3 separate regions of the Homo sapiens genome follow, and all the other regions are linked to region 2. A link is an interaction called in ENCODE POLR2A ChIA-PET data of the cell type or tissue named here. Cell type or tissue: GM12878. All regions are shown on one strand. Links, peaks and the distances in the headings refer to the core of each region. The heading gives the core; the rest is flanking DNA.

The links. Peaks named below come from ENCODE experiments on the same cell type or tissue, not always from the same donor. Only the 100,000 strongest peaks of a DNase experiment are listed, where the experiment ranks them.
Region 1: POLR2A ChIA-PET joins it to region 2 with 10 read pairs; 4 of 35 experiments call an interaction of 5 or more read pairs at or near these places.
Region 3: POLR2A ChIA-PET joins it to region 2 with 30 read pairs; 3 of 35 experiments call an interaction of 5 or more read pairs at or near these places.

Annotation. Positions count from the first base shown.
Region 1 is chr3:175,345,136-175,352,165 of GRCh38, forward strand. All of the region lies in intron 5 of NAALADL2 (N-acetylated alpha-linked acidic dipeptidase like 2), which reads left to right. Among named protein-coding and RNA genes, the nearest start is that of MIR4789, 21 kb to the right of the region's middle. RefSeq lists an enhancer at 4,298-4,347. In GM12878, for the core only: no CTCF peak of the experiment used is centred there; DNase peaks (open chromatin) are centred at 2,023 and 4,262.
Region 2 is chr3:175,270,948-175,277,977 of GRCh38, forward strand. The region is part of intron 4 of NAALADL2 (N-acetylated alpha-linked acidic dipeptidase like 2); the gene reads left to right. It overlaps NAALADL2-AS2 (NAALADL2 antisense RNA 2), which reads right to left and starts at 149. Exons shown (of 3, transcript NR_046713.1): 1 at 110-149. In GM12878, for the core only: no CTCF peak of the experiment used is centred there; a DNase peak (open chromatin) is centred at 3,304; H3K4me3 peaks cover 917 bases; H3K27ac peaks cover 2,542 bases.
Region 3 is chr3:175,353,019-175,360,048 of GRCh38, forward strand. All of the region lies in intron 5 of NAALADL2 (N-acetylated alpha-linked acidic dipeptidase like 2), which reads left to right. Among named protein-coding and RNA genes, the nearest start is that of MIR4789, 13 kb to the right of the region's middle. In GM12878, for the core only: no CTCF peak of the experiment used is centred there; DNase peaks (open chromatin) are centred at 3,070 and 3,843.

The DNA of each region.
Region 1 (7,030 bases), core at 1,497-6,496, 75 kb after region 2:
TAAAAATTAAATAAATATAAGTAAGCTAGTCAGTTATATATTATTGTCACCATTTTGAAAATAAATAAAAATTAAATAAATATCAGATAAATTGAGTAACCTTCCTAAGGTACTAATACTTCATACGTTTTATTCCATGATTCCATGGAATCATGATTAATACTATAGCCAACCATTAAGAAGTACTCAGTGAATGTTTGTTAAATAATATTAAAAAGAAGTAAGGAAGGGATAATATTTTAGTACCGTCTGATGAATCTTCTTTTTGACATCAGTTTTTTTCCTAATATCATCCATACAATATTGGACCAGGGAATGAAGGCATCAAATACCACTTCTTAGAGAATGAGCGTGTGATGCAAAGGAAATTTCTTTCAGAGGAAAGGAGCTTTCTGTTGTAGGGCAAAGAGAGAGTAAAAGTAAGAGTGGTTTCTAAAATGGCACTGTTGGTGTTCCAGATTCTGGAAAGAGATCACCTGGCAGGCACCACTCCAACTTGATCCCACACAGTGATCACAGTGGAGGAGAAATGGTAGCATGGTCTATTTGGGCAAAGAGAAGTACCAGAGTGACATTAAGAAGTCACCCATGGCATTTATGTAGCATGGAATGGAGCCCGCAATTCCATAGTGATTGTCAATAGGATGTTTAATAACCAGATGACACAAGGGAAATTGCTGTTGAGGCTTGCAAAATGATAGAAGACAGCAACATGATCTTCATGTGGATACCAGACCCACTTTCCTGCAGGGGCAATAAAAAGCTTCTCATTGAACCAAATACTGTCTTTGAAAATTTACCCTACCCAGAATAGTATTTACAAGAAACAGACTGTGATTTATTTAATTGGCAAATTTGTTCTTCCAATTGTTCAGGGACAAAGGAAATTCATGAGAAAGTGTATATCAGCTGCAATAATGTTAAAAATTCAAGCTGCCTTTTTGTGCATATTTGACTGTAACATTTATATATTTTTCTTATCTCAGTGTAATTGTATTATATTTTTCTGAATATATAAATGAAATATATTCATTATAAAAATTCAAACAGTATACAAAAATATGAATAAAAGAAGCCTTCTGAAATTCTGCCACACAGAGATAAACTTCACTGATTTTTTTTAGCCACTCTTTTCTGTATTTTTATACACACATGCATACACACAAACACACACACATATGAATATAAATTATAAACACAAATGCATGTACAAATATGCATGTGTGTAATGTATGATTTTACCTAAATGGAATATATACATTCCATATGCTGTGCCCATCTTCCTCAATGAGCGCACCAAAAAACTTCATCCTTACCCCACCATAGACAGTGAAATTTTCTTTCTTTTATTTCTATCTAAATGTGTTTTTACCTAACAAAAGATGCCCAGTGAAAATTAGGGTTTGACTTTTGTTAATTAACCTTTCTAGTGGGGTCAACATTATGTTTATTATATACACAGGCAGTTAAAAAAATGGTCAAATTGGTTCAATGACCCCAAGATAGAATGACAAAAAGAAAACTGACATTTTTTCAGTTTCTGTGTGCTACGCTTAAAATCACACAATGTGAAACGACTTCAACCCTCTCATTTCACAGATAAAGAAACTGAGGTCGAGAGGGTTAAACGACTTGCTGGAGCTTAAATGGCTTAGAAGCAGAAACTGTGTTCCTTGTATGGATTTTGCTTCTTTGGCTCTATTCAAGAAACTAGATGCATGTTGTGAGTTGACCAACTACTTTACAAAACAAAATAAAAATAATAACTACAATAACAGTAATCATTTATTGAGCATCTAAGAAATGTTAGAAACTGTGTTGGGCCTTTATACAAATTTAGTCTTGCGAGACAAGTATTACTGTTAACATTTTATGGATGAGGAAGATAAGGTGCACAGAGGCAAGTCATTTGCTCATGTTAAGCAGCTCATGACTCTCAAGCCTGTGCTGCTGCTATTACATTGGGCTGCCTTCCAACACTAGCAGCACCCGGAACCGGCACACTGGTGACTCAGAGCTTGTTAAGCTACCCTCAGCATTAATTTTCAGTTTTCAACTGATACTGCTGACATCTCTCCCTTTCGTCAAGTGGTGAATTCAGCCAAATAGGCCTTGAATTGTCTAATCTCTTTCCAATTGGCTAGCCCAGGATCCAGTAGCTGGTAAAGCAATTTTATGCTTTGTATTTTATAAACAGAATTGATGTGATGTAAATTGACTATTGACTATGCACTTACATAGGGTATTTAAAACTAAATATACTGGGTCTACCCCATAAGCCTTCATATTAGACTCAGAGCACAGAGGGATAAAATAGTGATTGAATCAGCTACTTTTAGATTTGAAAGGAATATACTACACAATCACACAGCTAAGCTAAGGTGGGAAAGGAAAGAAAGCAAGCAGGCACTGTCATCTAGATAAATAACCCCGTCACCACCCCCCAAAATAACAATAAATGATGACAGTGATGATGATATGATCCATGTGATTTCTTGGTCATGGCTTTATGTCAAGATTTCCTTTAGAAAGTGAAATAAGTTTAGGTAACACACAGAACAAACACAGCAAGAATTGATGACTTAGACAATACCGATTTCTTTTTTTATTGTTATTATACTTTAAGTTCTGGGGTACATGTGCAGACCTTGCAGATTTGTTACACAGGTATACACGTGCCATGGTGGTTTGCTGCCCCCATGAACCTGTTATCTACATTAGGTATTTCTCCTAATGCTATCCCTCCTCTAGCCGTGCAACCTCCAACAGGCCCCAGTATGTGATGTTCCCCTCCCTGTGTCCATGTGTTCTCATTGTTCAACTCCCACTTACAAGTGAGAACATGCAGTGTTTGGTTTAGGTTTCCTGTGTTAGTTTGCTGAGAATGATGGCTTCAAAAAAAAAGGTTAGGTTTCTTTTGTTTTGTTTTGTTTGAGACGGAATTTTGCTCTTGTTGCCCAGGCTGGAGTGCAACAGTGTGATCTTGGCTCACTGCAACCTCCACCTCCCAGGTTCAAGCGATTCTCCTGCCTCAGCCTCCTGAGTAGCTGGGATTACAGTCATGTGCCACCACGCCCAGCTAATTTTGTATTTTTAGTAGAGTCGGGGTTTCTCCATGTTGGACAGGCTGGTCCTGAACTCCCAACCTCAGGTGATCTGCCCGCCTCGGCCTCCCAAAGTGCAAAAGGTTAGTTCTATACATAAAATACATTTTCTTACTTAGTAATGTTCCTAATTTAAAGAATACTTGTAGAGGATTACCATAGACTTGTGTATTAGTTTTCTAGGGTTGCCATAATAAATTATCACAAACAAAATAGTATTCAATACTGGAAAAGTGTTCTCTCACAGTTCTGGAGGTTACATGTCCAAAATCAAGGTGTTGGCAGGGCCATGTTCCCCCTGAAGGTTCTAGGGTAGGATCCTCCCTTGCATCTTCCCAGACTCCTGCAGTTGTCAACACTCCGTGGTGTTCCTTGACTTGCTGCCTCACTCTAATTTCTGCCTCCATCTCCCCATGGCTGTGTTCCTTCTGTGTGTGACGGTCTCTATGGTTTTTCTTTAAGGATACTAGTGATTGGATTTAGGGCCACCCTAATCTGTATAACTTACATCTTAATTACATCTGCAAAGACTCTTTTTCTTAAGAGGGCCACATTCACAGGTTACTGGAGGTAGGACTTCGACACACCGTTTTGGGGAACACAATTCAATCCGTTATAACGTGTATCTATTTTTAATTGAATTTTTGCATGATTACAGAATAACCGTTTATAAAGTTTTGAAAACCCAGAAGCAAAAAGAAGAAAATAAAGCATCCCTGTTAATCTTACCAAATGGATACTTATTCTAGTTTTTACATTTTCCCTATGCATATACGTAGAGGAACACACATACATAGTTGAGTTTCTTTTTCTTTTAATTAGTCTTTTGTGGGGGACATGTTGTTGTACTATGGATATATAGGGGTGACTGAAAACATGGCCCCCACCATCAGAGAATAAGAATGAAAGAGAGAGAGAGAATCCTAATCACACAAATAAACACATAATTCCACTGGACAACTGCTATTAAAAAAAAAAAAAAAAGATGTCCAGTGTAATCCTAGCTTGTTCCAGAGACTGAGGAAAGCAGTTGAACCCAGATCTGAAGTATGTTAAGCAACAACTATGTGGATAAGAAAGAGTGAGACCTACTAAACAGGGGAGGTGCATGTACCAAGGCCAGGTGGCAGGAAGTAGCAGGCCAAAGAAGAAATTCACAAAAAACCACAGAGACTAGAGTGTGCGGAGGGGGAAATGAGGCATAAAGCTTTAATTCAAGAGGTAACTGGAAAAGGCCCATAGGCCATGTTAAGAAAGAAATTCTGTCTTCATCCCAAAAGCTTGGGGAAGTCACTGAACTCTCCTATGCGGAGTTTTCCTTTTTAAATATGACTCTTTTTTTTAAGAAAACAGACCCTTGCTTCAACCTTTTCTTCTCTTGCTCCTTATCTTTAACTGTGTTTGTAGAAGGTGAGAAAATGTGAACTACAGAAAGTTTGAGGAGACTGATACTCAGTATTTCTCTGTTTGGGAGAGAAAGGATAGAAAGCCTAAACCCCACTCTATTTGCACCATAGTAGCCATATACCCCCGTTTTTAAAAACTATGTCAAGAACCTGATGAGTGCTGAAATCAAGGCCGATGACTGGAAACTGTCTACCTGCTTGTTTCTTTCCCTCACATTAGAGAGAGCCTGGCTAGCATGTGCAGTGGACTTATTGGATGGAAAGTTGGATGACTGTTTATTCTACTCTCAGAAAGACATGACTGTCATTAATCCCATGGGTCTTCTTCTATGTTTGTGACTCCTCCGAAGGCACTTCAGGCACACTTACAGTTTTTCATGCTTTCCAGTTACAAACACAAGGCTTGATTGAAAAAAAAAAAAAGGATAAACTTAATAGTCCTTAATTAAGTCTTTCTTTCAATCAGAAAAGAATATTCTTGGCAATGTGTTTTTCCCTTGTTTTAGTAGGCTGGCTTTTATCCTTTTCCTTTTGGTTTTGATACTCCTTGCTCTCTGTTATATTTACTCATTTATTAAAATATTAGACAAGATAAAGCAATAAAGGCAGTAAAAATATACTCCTGTTGCAAACAATTTATTCTGATAAACTGATTAAAAATAAATTCCAACTTAAGTCCTATGTTGAGGTAGAGAAGCAGTGAGAAGCAGATATCTGTCTCTGAGGGAAAATGAGAAGTGTAGGTAGAGAAAGGTTTTTCTTCCGTTCATACTGCTAATTTGGATGGTGTGTTCAGAATGCACATGGGCCTCTGAAACTCTGATGGGCAAACATGTTTCAAAGGACTCAACAGCAGTCAGAGAGGCAATTCCAGAAGGGTAGGGGTGGGAGAGTCTAGAATCAGAACACTGATGCAGCCATATCTACCTTTGTGTATTGTACCCACATTAGGCGTCTCTTTTTCTCCTGCTAAAGATTCAGGTGAGAGTTATGGCTGATAAATGGGAAAGGAGAGGAGTGGGAAGACAAAGAAATCATGAATTTTTTGTAGGGAGAAGTCTCTCACTTTAAGACATGTGTGTGGAAGAGCCAAGAAGTATTAAAGTAAACTGTCTCTCCTCCCTTTTATTCCTCTAGTTAACTCAATGGCCTCTGGGGAAATGTGTTTGTGTGTTTGGGGACAATTAAAATTAAATTAACTTACTGAATTGTAAATAAAATTATCTCTGCTAAGAATTCAATCTTTTTTTTTCTCAAATGGATACTTTCACATACATACAAATTATCCTGGTACTTTTTTTCATTAAAAACAGAAATAGATGATTTTATAATTACCAACAGCAGATAGTTTTCCTAAAGGAAAAAAAGTAGCTTTGAAACATTAAAATTATCAATTGCATATACTTTGGAGTGTGACTTTAATATGTTCAGTAAATGTGCTGCAAACTTGTAAATTGTACAGTATGCATCATAGAATAACTTCAATGAGTCTCACTTTTCAAGGTCACTTAGGTGAAATGTAATAATTATTGGCTTCAACACAGCAAAACTCTACTCACTTTAATAATGTTATCTATGATATATTTTTTGATTTTTAAAAAAATAGCTGTGCATTTCTCAATAAAATAAATACTCATGATCAAGTAAATTGACACTATATATATGTTCATGTGTATATGATAAAAATCTGATGTGCATATATATGTGTAATTTTAGTTTCATACATGAAATACTTTATATATGATATATATACATATATGATAACATTATATGTATGTATATGCACACACAATCCACGTCCAAACAAGTATTTTCCAAATAATTTTTTTTTGCTCACATACAACTACTACCATAGATTCAAAATGTTGAATAAATCAGTAGTTTTATCATTTATTTTGGACAATAGAAGATAGACAGTTGAATGTAAGGTATGAGGAAGGAACGTATAGACAACACTGACTGCAGTAGGTTTTCCCCATATTGGACTGGCAGGAAAGCTGGTGAATTTGCGTACGTGTGGCAATCAGTAGGTCACAACCAGCGAATTGCGATATCTTCAGGGTATTAATGAATCTGGTACAACTTATCTAAACAATCAAATTTGAGGAAAGATGGCAATGAACTAGTTGGAGAGGAAGGGAGGGGAAAATGGAGAGGAAATAACAATGGGGGTTTTCCAGGAAGTTCCTAGTCATCCATTTGGGGGTGGCGAATGTGTTTATCTGATCTTAAAGCAATTACATCATAGAAATAAAGGAGACACTCCACTAAACCTCCAGTCATTTTATCCAAACCAGCAAGTTGTGTGATGCACACTGCAGTAATAGGATTAACCCTCTGCAATAACAGGATGGACCCACACACAGAATTTGATTTGGATGTTGATGCTCACAGTGACACGCATGCATCGAGAGGGTATGAAGAGGTTTCTCCTGCATAGAATGAGGCTCTCTGTGGATTTCAGGTGGCTCTCAAACATGCTCTATATTGGTGAGAGACAGAAGGAAAGGAGACTGGCTT
Region 2 (7,030 bases), core at 1,127-6,126:
GGATTAAGGGTTAGTTTTTCATTCTGTATTTATTTTTATTAAAACACATTTTAAAAATTCATATATGTATAAAGGAGTTCTTAATGAATAGGCATGCACATTTACTTACTGCTTTGATGTCTCAAAATCCCTGAGGAATTTCACCAAGTTTCACAGTAACAGGGGGATATGAGTAGTTTGGCAATAGAGCAGCAAAGTCTATGAGAATCATAAGGATATCAAAGAAGAAAACAAAAGTTACTGATTTAATCTTAGAGAAAGAAAAAGATATACAAAAGTGGAAAAATAATTTTTTCCCAAGCATTGTTTATTGGTAGATTATCAAGTTTGGTTTGGTTTGCTCTATTTTAAAATGATAGAATAAATTTAGAAATAGATTTAAAAAAAATTGATGGATTAGGAAAACGTGAATTATTTAATTGAGAGTTTTTAAATCTGTTACAAAAAAAGCCTGAGAAGAAAGTCAAGCACAGTCTTCATGCACATGAAAGAGTATTTGTGGGTTATAAAATTAGGACCTTTTCCAATTTTTGCAAAAGTTAAAGCTATAAAATAGGCACTTAGGCCGGTGTGGTGGCTCACATCTGTAATCCCAGCACTTTGGCAGGCCGAGGTGGGTGGATCACCTGAGGTCAGGAGCTCGAGACCAGCCTGGCCAAGATGGTGAAACCCCATTTCTACTAAAAATACAAAAATTCGCCGGGTGTGGTGGCGCACGCCTGTAATCCCAGCTACTCAGGAGGCTGAGACAGGGCAATCATTTGAACAAGGGGGGAGGCAGAGGTTGCAGTGAGCCGAGGTCGTGCCACTGCACTCCTGCCTGGGTGACAGAGTGAGACTTCGTCTCAAAGTAAATTAAATTAAATTAAAAAGCCGCCACTTAAATTGTGCAAAGTATATTAAGATTACCCATAAATAATCTTATAAAATAAGACTGATTAAATACTGGAAAAACTTCCAAAGATGGCTGTCCCTGTCTGTTTTTAGAAATTCTAGAATATCTAATGAATTATATAATATTTCCTGATTCCTTTTAAAATTAATTAGGTATATTTAGTATATGTTGCATACTAGCCATCCACCCTTCTCTTTAGATCACGTTAGCCCCTGGTAAGAAGAAAACTTCCAAACAAAAAGTAAGAAGCCCAGAACGTTACCACATATTAGTGATGGTTTTGTGACCTAAGAGACTAAGGAGTTTGTCATTTTTAGACATCGATGGACTAATTCAATTCATTCCAGTAAGAGAGAAGATGTTAGACATTTTCATTTAACTTATGGCAAATTCTATACTTTTTAAAAAATCTGCTCCAGAAATGCATCTGTCTAACAAGCATCTTTATTTAAAAGAAACAAAGAAAATTTTGTTGGTATTTTGTTAAGAAAATGAGTTTATCATATTAAACTCCCAAGAAAATTATGTGAAGTGAGTATTATTCTTTATTTTAAAAATGAGGACTGTGTAGGTCTCAAGGAATCTTTGTGACAGAGTTAAGATTAATTGGTTTAGTGGAACTGATTACCATAGACCCTGATTTCTGTTAATAGCCATGTTTATCATCTTAATGTGAAATTTGCTTTAAGCAATTTATTCAATCACACAAATGTATGATGCATTGAACCGGCTACATTTGACATCAGATAAATATTGAGGTTTGAGAGGCTCACTTATGCTATAATATGTCACCCCAGGTACAGCCCTCTCTATCCCACAAAATAGTTTAAATTATTATTTTTTAATGTAGACAATAAATTTGAAAAGATTTGAAAATCATATAATATACTTCCCATTTCTCATATCAAATGAGATAATTCTGGGTCTACAAAAACCTGAAGCTGTAGGTTATTTAATCTGTTATCTTGGGTTATTTATCTGACTTAAGGTAAGGAACCTGATATTTTACTTTTAAGTATAACCTTTTCTAATAGAAGGGAAAATCAAAGATTAAAATAGTTGTAGCAAAAATAAATATAATTATGGCAATATAGCAATAACATATTAATGGCAATAATAACATGCAGATAAACTACAAATCAAGATAAAAGGAACAAAATCCGATTTATATTTAATCTTGAGTATTTTTCATTGATGTACTAAATATTTAGTCCATTTAAAATCAAGTTTATGTAATTTTAGAGTCCTATTTAATTATTTTAATATATGTTTCATTTCTAATTGCAAAACATTAGGTTTCATGGAAGCAACATTATTTATAATTTGCCTCTAGGTTTATGAATATATATGAACATGAATGCTTATTGTAGGTTGCAATATAAGTGTTTCATAGAATGCTGCAGTTGTTTGTGTATTTATGTTCTCTTACAATTTATCTCCACACATATGCCTACAGACATGACAAATTGACCTTCCTTATTCACCAGATATTAATTTGGTAGCATATTTGCAAGTAACCAAGGCAATTTATCTTTCTACAAGTATTTCATTTTAAAGTGTTCTATTATAATGAAAATATCTTATTCTGAACCAATACCAAGGATTTTTCAATTGCTACTCTAGGTTACCTTCCATGTTAGTATCTTCCATTCTTCATTCATTTAGTAAAGATTACCAACAGAGTTTATGTATTATACGTTCTTAAATTTAATACTAGAAATTAAATACTTAAATACTTTAATTCTTCGATTTTAAGATAATAAAAAGGTAAAACTTGCAAAAATCAAATTGTTGTTTAAGGAAATAGAAAAAAAATGACAATTTATTCTCTTTTAACCCTAACGTAAGAGTATTTCATAAAGAATATGTGTGTGCATGTGTGTGTGTGTGCGTGTGTGTGTGTGTGTTAAATTATATTTTAACCACATTTTGTTTTAGATATACATCTATTATGGATAAATAGGTGGTTTTTATTATTTTCTCCTTTTTGCATTTTGGTTTATTCAAAGTAACTTACAAAAGAACATGCATTGCTGTTACAGTTTTTAAATTTTTTAACAAATTAAAATCGTTAAGTTTCTTAAATAAGAGACATTTCTTTGTTTTTTTTCAATGTTTTAAGTAAACTGTTTTTTGATTAATGCAGTTAAGTAGAAATGTTTCACAAAATATGAATAATAGCATATAATTTTGTATTAATCTGTTCTCATACTGCTAATAAAGAATAGGCTGGGTAATTTATTTATAAAAGGGGTTTAATTGACTCACTGTTCCACGTGGCTGGGGAGGCCTCACAATCAAGGCAGATGGCGAAGGGGAAGCAAGACACGTCTTTGTGGCAGCAGGCAAGAAGGTGTGTGCAGGGGAACTGCCCTTTTATAGAACAGTCAGATCTCATGAGACTTATTCATTATCATGAGAACAGCATGGGAAAATCCCACGTCCATGATACAGTTACCTCCCAAGGGCTTCCTCCCACGACACGTGGGGATTATTACAATTCAAGGTGAGATTTGAACAAACCATATCACATTACAACAAAAAACTACCTGACAGTAAAATAAATACATATTACATAGACAGTCTTTTACATTTCAAACTTTAATGTCAGTCAACTATTCAGCAGCTAAATAGTCAAATTTCAAAACATTAGTGAGCTATGTGCACTTCTTTATTTTGTTTTAACATGCCCCAGTTTGCTTCTTCCTTTCAGAATGCTCAGCCTATCAGAATTAACCAGTGAGAAAAGGGAACCTAGTGCTCAATGGCTTGGGCTCTGGAGTCAGTCATTTTGGGTCTTTAATCATTGCTCAACCTATGACCTTAAGAAAATTACTTCACCTACAAGTTCATTTATTCCTTTGTAAAATTAATATAATAATATTTTCCACAAAGTGTTCAGTTAGTGAATTGAAGGTGAGCTACCTCTTCAAGATAACAGAAGCCCTTTGTCTCAAGCAAGGGTAGGTGAACTGGGCCCATATTTTTTACATATTTAGAGTTATATTTTCATTTTATTGACATAGTTATTCTTTTCCTGCTCTTGAAGATATTTCACAAAAAGGCGTTATTCCCTTAATTGAGAAAAAAACTTGTCAGGAAGACAAATACTACAAAGTAAACACTCATGAATTCTAAGAGGTATAATGTGAAACACCAGCTATTTCTGACTCATTATTTCACCTTATTATCTGAATTGTTCTTCAGTGCTCAGGTACTTTTTACTGACTAAAGTTAACTCTGAATTTTGGTGGTAGTAAAGATATGTTGGCACTGTAGAAGTTTTTCTAGTATCATGAGATAGCCAGAGTACAATGGGGGGTAGAAATAAAATGTGAAAATCAAAGGCCCATTCCAATTTTATTTAAATAGATATTTGCCCATTAAAGACATACAAAAAGTAAACCCAGACAATTTCTAAGAATGTCCATCCTAATAGCTTGATAAAGAATATATATTCATATAGAATAAGTGACTTTCTTAATGTTTTTAGGATTTCTTAATGTTTTTAGGATGATCTTAAGATTCTTAAAAATTAATCAAGACTTTTTTTTCTTACATATTTTCAGAAAACTAAAATCTCACATGGCCTTTTCATTTATACACATCTGGACCATTTTATGTAGTTGGGCGGGCCATGCAGTTTGTATCTTATGGGGCAACATTCACAACATAGACATCAGAAATTTGTGTATTTTTAACAACCATTTACAGGCAGATGGCAGTAAACTGTCTCCTTGTAACAAAATGACTGTATTATGACAAATTTTAGCCAGATGGAAGTCAAGTGTCTTGAGGACACTTGTCTTATATGTACCTCTTGCCCATATGGTGTCTTTATGCATATTAGTAAGAGCTCAAAATTTAACCAATATAAAATGTTGACATTTTCTAACCCTAAAATGCAAAGAACAAATAGGGTAATGCATGAAAACTCTAAGTACTATCTATACCCAGGCATCCAACAAAAAATTAGTACTCATTTTATTATTATTAATATAATAATTATAATAAGTTTAAGCTTTATAATAATGATAGTAAGAAAACTCCTAAAACTATTTCCTTTTCTAAAATTCATGACCGTAACCTTATTAACCACCAGAAGTTACACCACCATGGCACTTTCATCATATAAATCATTTTAATGTTTTTTCTTCAGTCATAAACAATAAATTTCTACAAAACTATAGCCACATGAAAAAATGGCCTTATTTTTAATAAAAATTATACCCTAATGAAAATATTAACATTTATTAAAAAATTTCTATAAGCTAAGTATACATAAGAACATCATGAAGTAAAAAAAAAATTATGATAAAGTACTTTTCATCTATTATTTAAACAGAATTAATCAATCCATTTCCAAGTTTATTCAACTCTGAAGGTCGCCATTTCTCTTTGTGGTACAATTAAAAAATAATTCTTGCCCTAAAAAGGTTTTTGTCGCTTTGCAAATTTTTTTTTTTTTTTTTTTTTGAGACGAAGCCTCGCTCTGCTGCTAGACTGGAGTGCAGCAGCGTGATCTCAGCTCACTGCAACCTCCACCTCCCAGGTTCAAACGATTCTCTTGCCTGCCTCAGCCTCCCAAGTAGCTGGGACTACAGGCATGTGCCACCACGCCTGGCTAGTTTTTTGTATTTTTACTAGAGACTGGGTTTCACCATATTAACCAGGATGGTCTCGATTTCCTGACCTTATGATCTGCCCACCTCGGCCTCCCAAAGTGCTGGGATTACAGGCGTGAGCCACCACACCCAGCCTGCAAATGTATTTCTAACCCCATAGCTTTCAGCAGCTTATGGCAAGAAAGTAATTTTCACAAGTCATGTGAAAATCACTAAGCAGAAGTGAAAACCTTTCAAATTATACTACTACCTTTATAATTGTAGTACATAGAAATAGAATGGTAAATATATACATTCTTATTTATTTTTTAAATTTTCTTCAAGATGAGATCCATTTCTTTCATTTTTCAATCTTAATAGTGCAATCAAACTAATTTGACTAATCCCATTATTCCCCAACTCACTTCACCTCACCACCTAATCCCATTCTCAATTCCAGAGGCACAAAAATATGCTAACTATTAACAGCTGGACTTAATTCTAGTCAAGAGATGTTGTCAACGTCCTTATGGCAACTCCTAGCAAAAAACACTGATAATTGAACAAAATAAAACTTACAATATGCTCACTCAGAGGCCAAGAGTATAGACATGTTGACGCCAATATATTTTAATATATTTATTAAATTGTCAGGGTTTACTTTTTGTATGTCTTTAATAGACAAATATATGTTTAAATAAAATTGGAATTGGCCTTTGATTTTCACATTTTATTTCTAGCCCCATTGCACTCTGGCTATGTTATGATACTAGAAAAACTTCTACAGTGCCAACATATCTTTACTACCCATATACGGGTACCACATACTAAAATTTTTGTTTGTTAAGATTTTAGCTCTGTTGTGTCAACAAGTGCTCATGTTTTGACTAACGTATCTGATAACGAGCAATAAACTGTATCATGAGATTATCATCAATACTTAGTTCCTAATTTATTCATTTTTGTCTTCCTGAAAGCTGTAAGGTAATGGTAATGCTGTGGATCTAAAAACCAATACGGGACAGTGAAGGACTGTGACCAATCTATTAATGTAGTTCAATGGCCAAACATCCAGAGATACCAGTGTCTTCATCTAGTAGTCTTTTATTTTCCAGTATAACCTTCATCCAACAACCAAATTTATCTTTTCTTAACATAAACCTTATTGTGTCAACCCATACTTAAAACTCTTCAATGGATTTTTTTCATCAGTAGACCATTTGGTCTTTACTGATCATAAAGACCAAAATGCTTAGAATTATTTATGAATCCTTAAATAATCTGAGATTGCATAATTCATCTTGTATAACTTCACTTCTTAGCTGCTAAAAGATACCATTTACCCTCCTATCTCAGGACATTTATCATTCTAGTTTACTTGTATCTTTCTTCTCTTCTTTTACTACTCAAATTCTGTGCTAACTACAGATCACTTACTGTTACTTTCTTAGACAATGCTTCCCTGATCCCACAGAATATTTCAAGCCTCCTGCATAAATGCTGCATAGTCCCCTTTTCCTTAATAAATATC
Region 3 (7,030 bases), core at 350-5,349, 81 kb after region 2:
AATTCAAAAGGATGATATGGAATTTCTGTTATTTTTTTAAACTTCCCTCTGTTTTATTTACTCATTTATTCAAATATCCATTTAATAAAATGTGTGTGTGTGTGTGTGTGTGTGTGTGTGTTTGGCTCTGTATTGTTATTAATTTGCACAGTCTGATACTGCTTTTAGTTTGTGATTTAAGAAACTTTGAATTAGAATATCAGTATTGTTGAGTGTGATGGCATGCACCAGTAGTCCCATCTACTTGAGAGGTTGAGGTCGGAGGATCTCTTGAGCCCAGGAATTTGTGTTCAGCCTGGGCAACGTAGCAAGACCCTTGCCTCTAAAAATACAAATAAAACATATAATATTAGTATTCGTTCAGCACATATTTACTTAATATTTAATGTATTCTCTCATCCCAAAATTATTCAAAATCCTTAAAACCTAAAGATAAAAGGGCATAGTTTCTATATAAATAATGATTATGAATTGCTACTGCATTAAACAATTTCAAAGGTGAGAAGACTAAGACATGTCAAACTTAGGTGATTTACTCAAGATCACAAGGAGACCAAATAATATAGCTGGTTTCTTGCTTTTCAGTGCATTGTTGTTCTACTATCATTTTGAGTTTCAAAGACTCTTCAAAGAAAATGTAGGATTTGTTGATAGGCAAGCTAGCTTGAAAGGAAAAGATTTGAAATCTAACAACCACTGATTTTCAAATATTTTATCTAATTCCCTCAAACCTAGTTTCCAAATACAGCAAATTTTTCACTCATCATATTTTGTCACACTGTTTAGTGGATAAAAATACTTTCAGTGTCTATGAGAGAAAGAGTCAAATGAAAACTAAAACTACCAAAGGTGTGCCTTCATGATAACCAAGAATTTAGTGGAATTCTGTCACTTGAAATTACCCAACAGCTGGAAGATTGACATCATATATGTAACACATTTGTTGTTTGTATACTTATAAATTGTTTTCAGAATGAGAATTATGGAGCTATTTTTCTCTTATAAACTTGTGTACCACTGCAGCTTTTTCTATACCTGTGTCCCATCTTCACTCTCAGCCTTCTCAGCCTTTGCTCCCAGCCCTTATTTCCATTGTTTTGTTAAAAGCTTAATAAATCATTATTTAATTTTAAAGAAAGTTATCAAACAAGAAGAGCAGTAGTAATGTACCTTATCGATGACACCTTGATCATGATTGACACTTCAGGGTAAGAAAGAATTAGTATGGTCCAACCTAACTTTAAATATAAATTATGTAGAAACCATTACTCTTGAACAGACTAAAGGATATTCTGAAATGTATTATAGATTCAAAAATCAAGTGAAACATTAAATATTTGAAACAGGATCAATTTATAAACTTACAACTGATAGCATGAAGATAATATTTAATAAAATCTTAATACTATTAGTAATACTCAAGAAATAAAGACAGAAGAAAATATTTTTTCAGAATCTTGTCATATTCGCATGTTATTACACTCTAAAAAATGTTGACTTCCTGTTCAGGGATGATTCTATCACATATACATTTTTTCCATGTTCTATAAAAAGGTGAGTTTTTAAAAATCGAAAATTGATTTACCTTTTTTCATTAGATTTGAATTATTTAAACTTAACATATACTATTATTTTTGTTTTTAGAGATGGAATCTTGCTATGTTTCCAGGCTAGAGTGCAGTGCCGATTCACAGACACAATCATAACTCACTGTAGCCTCTAACTCTGGGTCTCAAGTGATCCTCCTGCCTCAGCCTCCTGAGTAGCTGGAATTACAATGTGTGCCACTATGCCCAGTTGCATATATTACTCTTGTTTGCAATTGACTTATAGGGCACTATACATACATACATACATATATATACACACACACACACACACACACATATACACACATATATATGTGTGTATATGTGTATATATATAATTTGTGTATGTGTATATATAATTTTTAAATATATAATTTTTCCAATTTTATTTATATATATAATTGCTATATATATATGTGTGTGTGTGTGTGTGTGTGTGTGTGTGTGTGTGTATACATATATTTTTTCTTTTTTTCTTTGAGGCAGAGTCTTGCCCTGTCGCCCAGGCTGGAGTGCAGTTGCATGATCTTGGCTCACTGCAGCTCCTGCCTCCTGGGTTCAAGCGATTCTCCTGCCTCAACCTCCCAAGCAGCTGGGACTACAGGTGTGCATCACCACACTTGCTTATTTTTGTATTTTAGTAGAGTCAGGGTTTCACCATGTTGCCCAGGCTGGTCTCGAACTCCTGACATCAAGTGATCCAACCACCTCAGCCTCCTCCCAAAGTGCTGTGATTACAGGTGTTAGACACCGCGCCCAGCCACAGCACAATAAAATTTTGACTATGAAATGAGATGTCTGTTCAAGCAATCAACCAGCAAGTGCATGAGACCTGATATTGTAGGCACTGTGGAAGACAAAGAGGAAATATAATTACATTAAACTACCTTTACTGATTGCGCTCAGGCTGGCTGAAGTGTCAACTGAGGCTATGTATCAAAATTCTTGAGTCTCAGCTTGGACATCAGAAACTTAGGTTTATAATCTAGTTTTGCTACTTACTTTGAAATTAGGAACTTTATTTAAACACAGAAATCCTGCTCTTTCTCATCTGTAAGGTAATGATAATAATAACAATAACAATACCTACTTCAGAAGATGCCTGGGAATACTTCATGTAAACAAAATTTTAACATACTGCCTTGCTTCCAATGTGAGTGTAGTAAATGGTAGCTGTTATTGTTGTCATCACCAGAAATGAAGTAGAGATTAATTAACAGTTTACTTTTGGTGGGTGTAGTAGTTACTAGAAGTGTTACCCAATGTGGCAAGTGAAGCTTGAACTTGAACAAGACCTTGACAAATGGGTAGGCAGATAACTAAAATATTCTTCCTAAGTTAAGAATTATAAGCACAAGTAGGGAGAACATGAGATTTTTGAGGGTACTGAGAACAACCAGCTTGGAGTGAAAACTCCATATCTTGGATAAAAACAAACAGTTTCAATAGGGATTTAAGATCACTTTGAAAGAGGACCTTGGAAACCGAGGAAGAAGAACTGAAACAGTGTTTACTAAATGCCTTCTCATCACTGCACCAAGCCGGGGGTAAGAGGAGTAGGTGGTAAAATGCAGAGGAAAAAGAAAGTCTTTAAGTCCCTTGAGGTATAGTTCAACAGAACTCTTTAGAATGATAGATAGTAGAATTTTAAGGAATGTCAATTGCCTTCAGCCCCAAAGAAAAAAATAATATCCACCGGGCAAGGTGGCTCATACCTGTAATTCAAACACTTTGGGAGGCCAAGGTGGGAGGATTGCTTGAGCCCAAGAGTTCAAGACCAACATAGTGAGACCTCATTTCTACAAAAACTAAAAATAAATTAGCTAGCATGGTGATGCCTGCCTGTGGTCCCAGCTACTTGAGAGGTTGAGGTGGGAGGATTGTTTGAGCCCAAGAGGTTGAGGCTACACTGAGCCATGATCACACCACTCTACTCCAGCCTGGATGACAGAGCAAGACCCTGTGTCAAAATAATAATAATAATAATAATAATAATAATAATAAAGAAATAAAAGAAAATACCATTGTATTCATATTGAAGAGAGAAACATAAGGAGCCATGAAGAAGTTCTTGAGAGTTCTAATTGATGTTATAGAAGAAAAGCTAGGCACCAGAGTGCAAGACGAAAGGAAGACAAGACAGTAGACATGAGAAAGAATTTGAAGCCACAATGGAAAAAGTGACTTTGAGGATGCATGATGAAGACCTGTAACAGGTGTAAGTTCTTGGCCAAGCATGTTTTTGTATGTTGACATGTGAAAGAGGTCTGAACATGTTCGTATAATTACTATTGTTATTTTTCCCTTCTCAGTGCTGAATGTGAAAGTGTGAGGTCTCGGGAGACTGGATGGTCTCAATAGCTCAGTTCCTTCTTGTTTATTTTGGAGTCTCTTTGCTTACGTTATTTTCAAACCGAGCTGTTTTCCTAGTCAATCATTTATCTTAACTCTCAGTGAGTCATGGAACCTTTTCTTTTTAAAGTGCAAAATCATCCTTTAAACATTTTTATATCCTCTCCTCACTATTTTTTATTCCACTTGGCTTGCTTTCATAGACATCTTCCATCCACATGGGATCCATTTTCTTCTTGCTCTTTGAAAAATAAGAAAAGTAACCTACACTAAGGAATAGGTCACAAAGATCAGTGGAGGAAAAGTGACAGGCTATGCTGCTGTATTATTTAGGCTTGACTCATCTTAAGTTGGTTACATGTATCACAAAAAGTAAGAAATGTATTGGAGAAAGGAGTTTTATTCATAGGAAAATCAGACTTATACTTCTGCCAACATTCTTAGTACATTATTTTCCTTTTCTGTATTAAAGATAAGGATCATTCAGAGATCATTTGAAAATTATAATTAAAAAGAAAATGTCTTCTTATCTGTAAGAAACAACTGTCCCATAGATTTTTCCTTTTCTTTATTTGGTATCATATTTTGATGTGAATTCTAATTCTAGTAATCAGCAACCACCCTACAAATATTCCATCACTCATGTTGACAAATTTCTAATACAATATATGCAACAAACACACAAATATCAAATGGCTCATAGTTCTGAACCTAACAAGATATGTCAGAGGCAAAGAAATATGGAGAATTATGCATTTTCTGTCTTCTTTGCGTAAAAAATTGATAACTTTGTGGCTATATCAGTCAAAGTAATGGTAGGTGTGCCTAGGGAGGTTCTACTTTATACCTTAAGTATTATAAATGAATGGATTAGAATAAAGGGAATTGGGTTTATAGAGGCCAGTGTAGGAAATGGTGAGGAAACATAAGTTAGCAACATCAGGAAGTCATTAATGCCAGAAACCAGCTGACAACATGGAGCAGACACTGGCAAAGGTGGGGAGGTTACCTAAGTTCAAACTGGCCCTGGGGGGCAGCAGATAGCTTAGTTTATGGAATTATCAAATGTAGAAAAGCTCTAAGAACTGAAATGCATGCCATTGATGATGAAAACCATAAAATCGCAAGTGACATAAATTTTTAAATAATTGGTTTTCATAAAGTTCATAGAGCTAAGCAATAGAAGAAATGGGTTATTGATTTTGTCTAAGTTTCCCACTTGTGGGCTTACTGTCCCTTTCTAGATACATACACATACATACAGGTTTTTTTTCCTAATTTTGACATGCAATCATTTTCTTCTTATTTATCCTTATAACTTTGTTACATTAGCTTATAATATAAAATTCATCTTTTTATGTAATTATGATAGTATTTTGGATTTTTCATTCTTTTTTACAGAAATGATTACTGCCTTAGGAGTCTGATTCAATTACTGGATTAAGAAGCCATTCTATTTTTTTATTTTATTGTGAAATCAACAAGCTAAAATGCTCTAAGAAAGCTAAAGAATAATCTGTCACGGGAGTAGTTTAAAAAAAAAAAGCTAAGGAAGACAGTCTCAAACAAGTTTAATGAGGCTCAGAGCTTGAGCTATTGTCTTTTAACCTATGAAAGTGACAGAATATAATAATTAAGATATAGAAATGTTTTAATGTTTTTCCAAAGGTAGGAAATAAACTCAATTTTTCTCTGTACTATACTGTGTTATCTTACTCTCATGTGCTCCCAGCACAGTGAGGTAATAGTTCATGACAAGACAACATGGTAATCTGGCAGCCACACATTTTATTGCTGATTGCCACCATTCTAAATAGCATATCTTTAAAAGATAAATGAAGATTTGAGCACAATGCAAAACATGCTTATCCTTCCAAATTTGGCACAATAAGTCAATAGGTTAAAAGGTTTAGGGCCATGCCTCTGGGAAACTGGTCCTGGGAGAGAATTAGCCCCACAGCTGTCAAGTGATAGGAAGAATGGAAAGGACTGTGAAAATGACAAGCCATGGAACTGTAAAACAAAAATACTTAGGGACTGCTCTAGGGTTCTAAATGCTGGCTCAACACTTATTATTGAAGTAACCAATTATTTTTTTAACATATTAAAAATGTAGATTTAATTCCTATCCACCAATGCTCATTGCAAGCAGAAAATGGAGACCAGCAGTTATTGCACAATCTCCAAAGTAGCAATCTCTTACTATCAGTTAAACTCATTACCCTGAAATATTCTATTCTTGCCAATATACAATCATCATTTAAAATAATTAGTTAACAATTATCTAGAATACTAAAATGACCTCCCAGAAAACTAATCACCTTGAGGGAGCATTACACTTTTTTTGCAAAGGACAAATACCACTTGAATTAATGATTTTTCCAAGATCATATTAGAGAAATATGGTGTGATTATCCATTTTAATTAGAACAACAATGGCAATAACAACAACAAGCCACTCCTTTGTGTTAAGTGCAACTGGGAGAAAATACTGAGTGGTAATAACTAAAATTCATTTCTGCCTTCTGTGTAGGAAGGATATATCTAATTATTTAATGGAAACAGAGAGAAATAATGACATTTTTAATTCAATTTTATCAAGTCATGAACTGTTTGTTTGTACAAACTATGTGCCTTTAATTTAATAGCTTGATACTGAAAAAAATTACCAACTTTTTATTTATGAGTAGTAACAATTACTTTTTCCTTTTTATGATTATAATACAATGATAAAGCACTACACTCCTCAAAGAATTAAACATTAAATTATATGGAATAGAGATATATCATGACATTAAAAGTGCTATGGGTTTATCTTTTATTTTTCTTCTTTGAATTAATAGATGTACATAGTTAAGAAATGAATTATTACTATAAAACCTAGGACCAGAAATGAAGAAAGGAGGGAGGAAGAGCAAGCAATTTGTTGCCCCACCTTTTCTGAACTCTCCAGCCAGTCCCCTAAAAGGGGCCACTTTAAGTTTTTTTAACTGTATCTTTTCTCATTTAGCTGTGTTTTCAATTACCATTTTATAATGCTATTTTGTGAATGTTAAATTGATGTCTTCTTAAGAAAGGAGATTATTGAG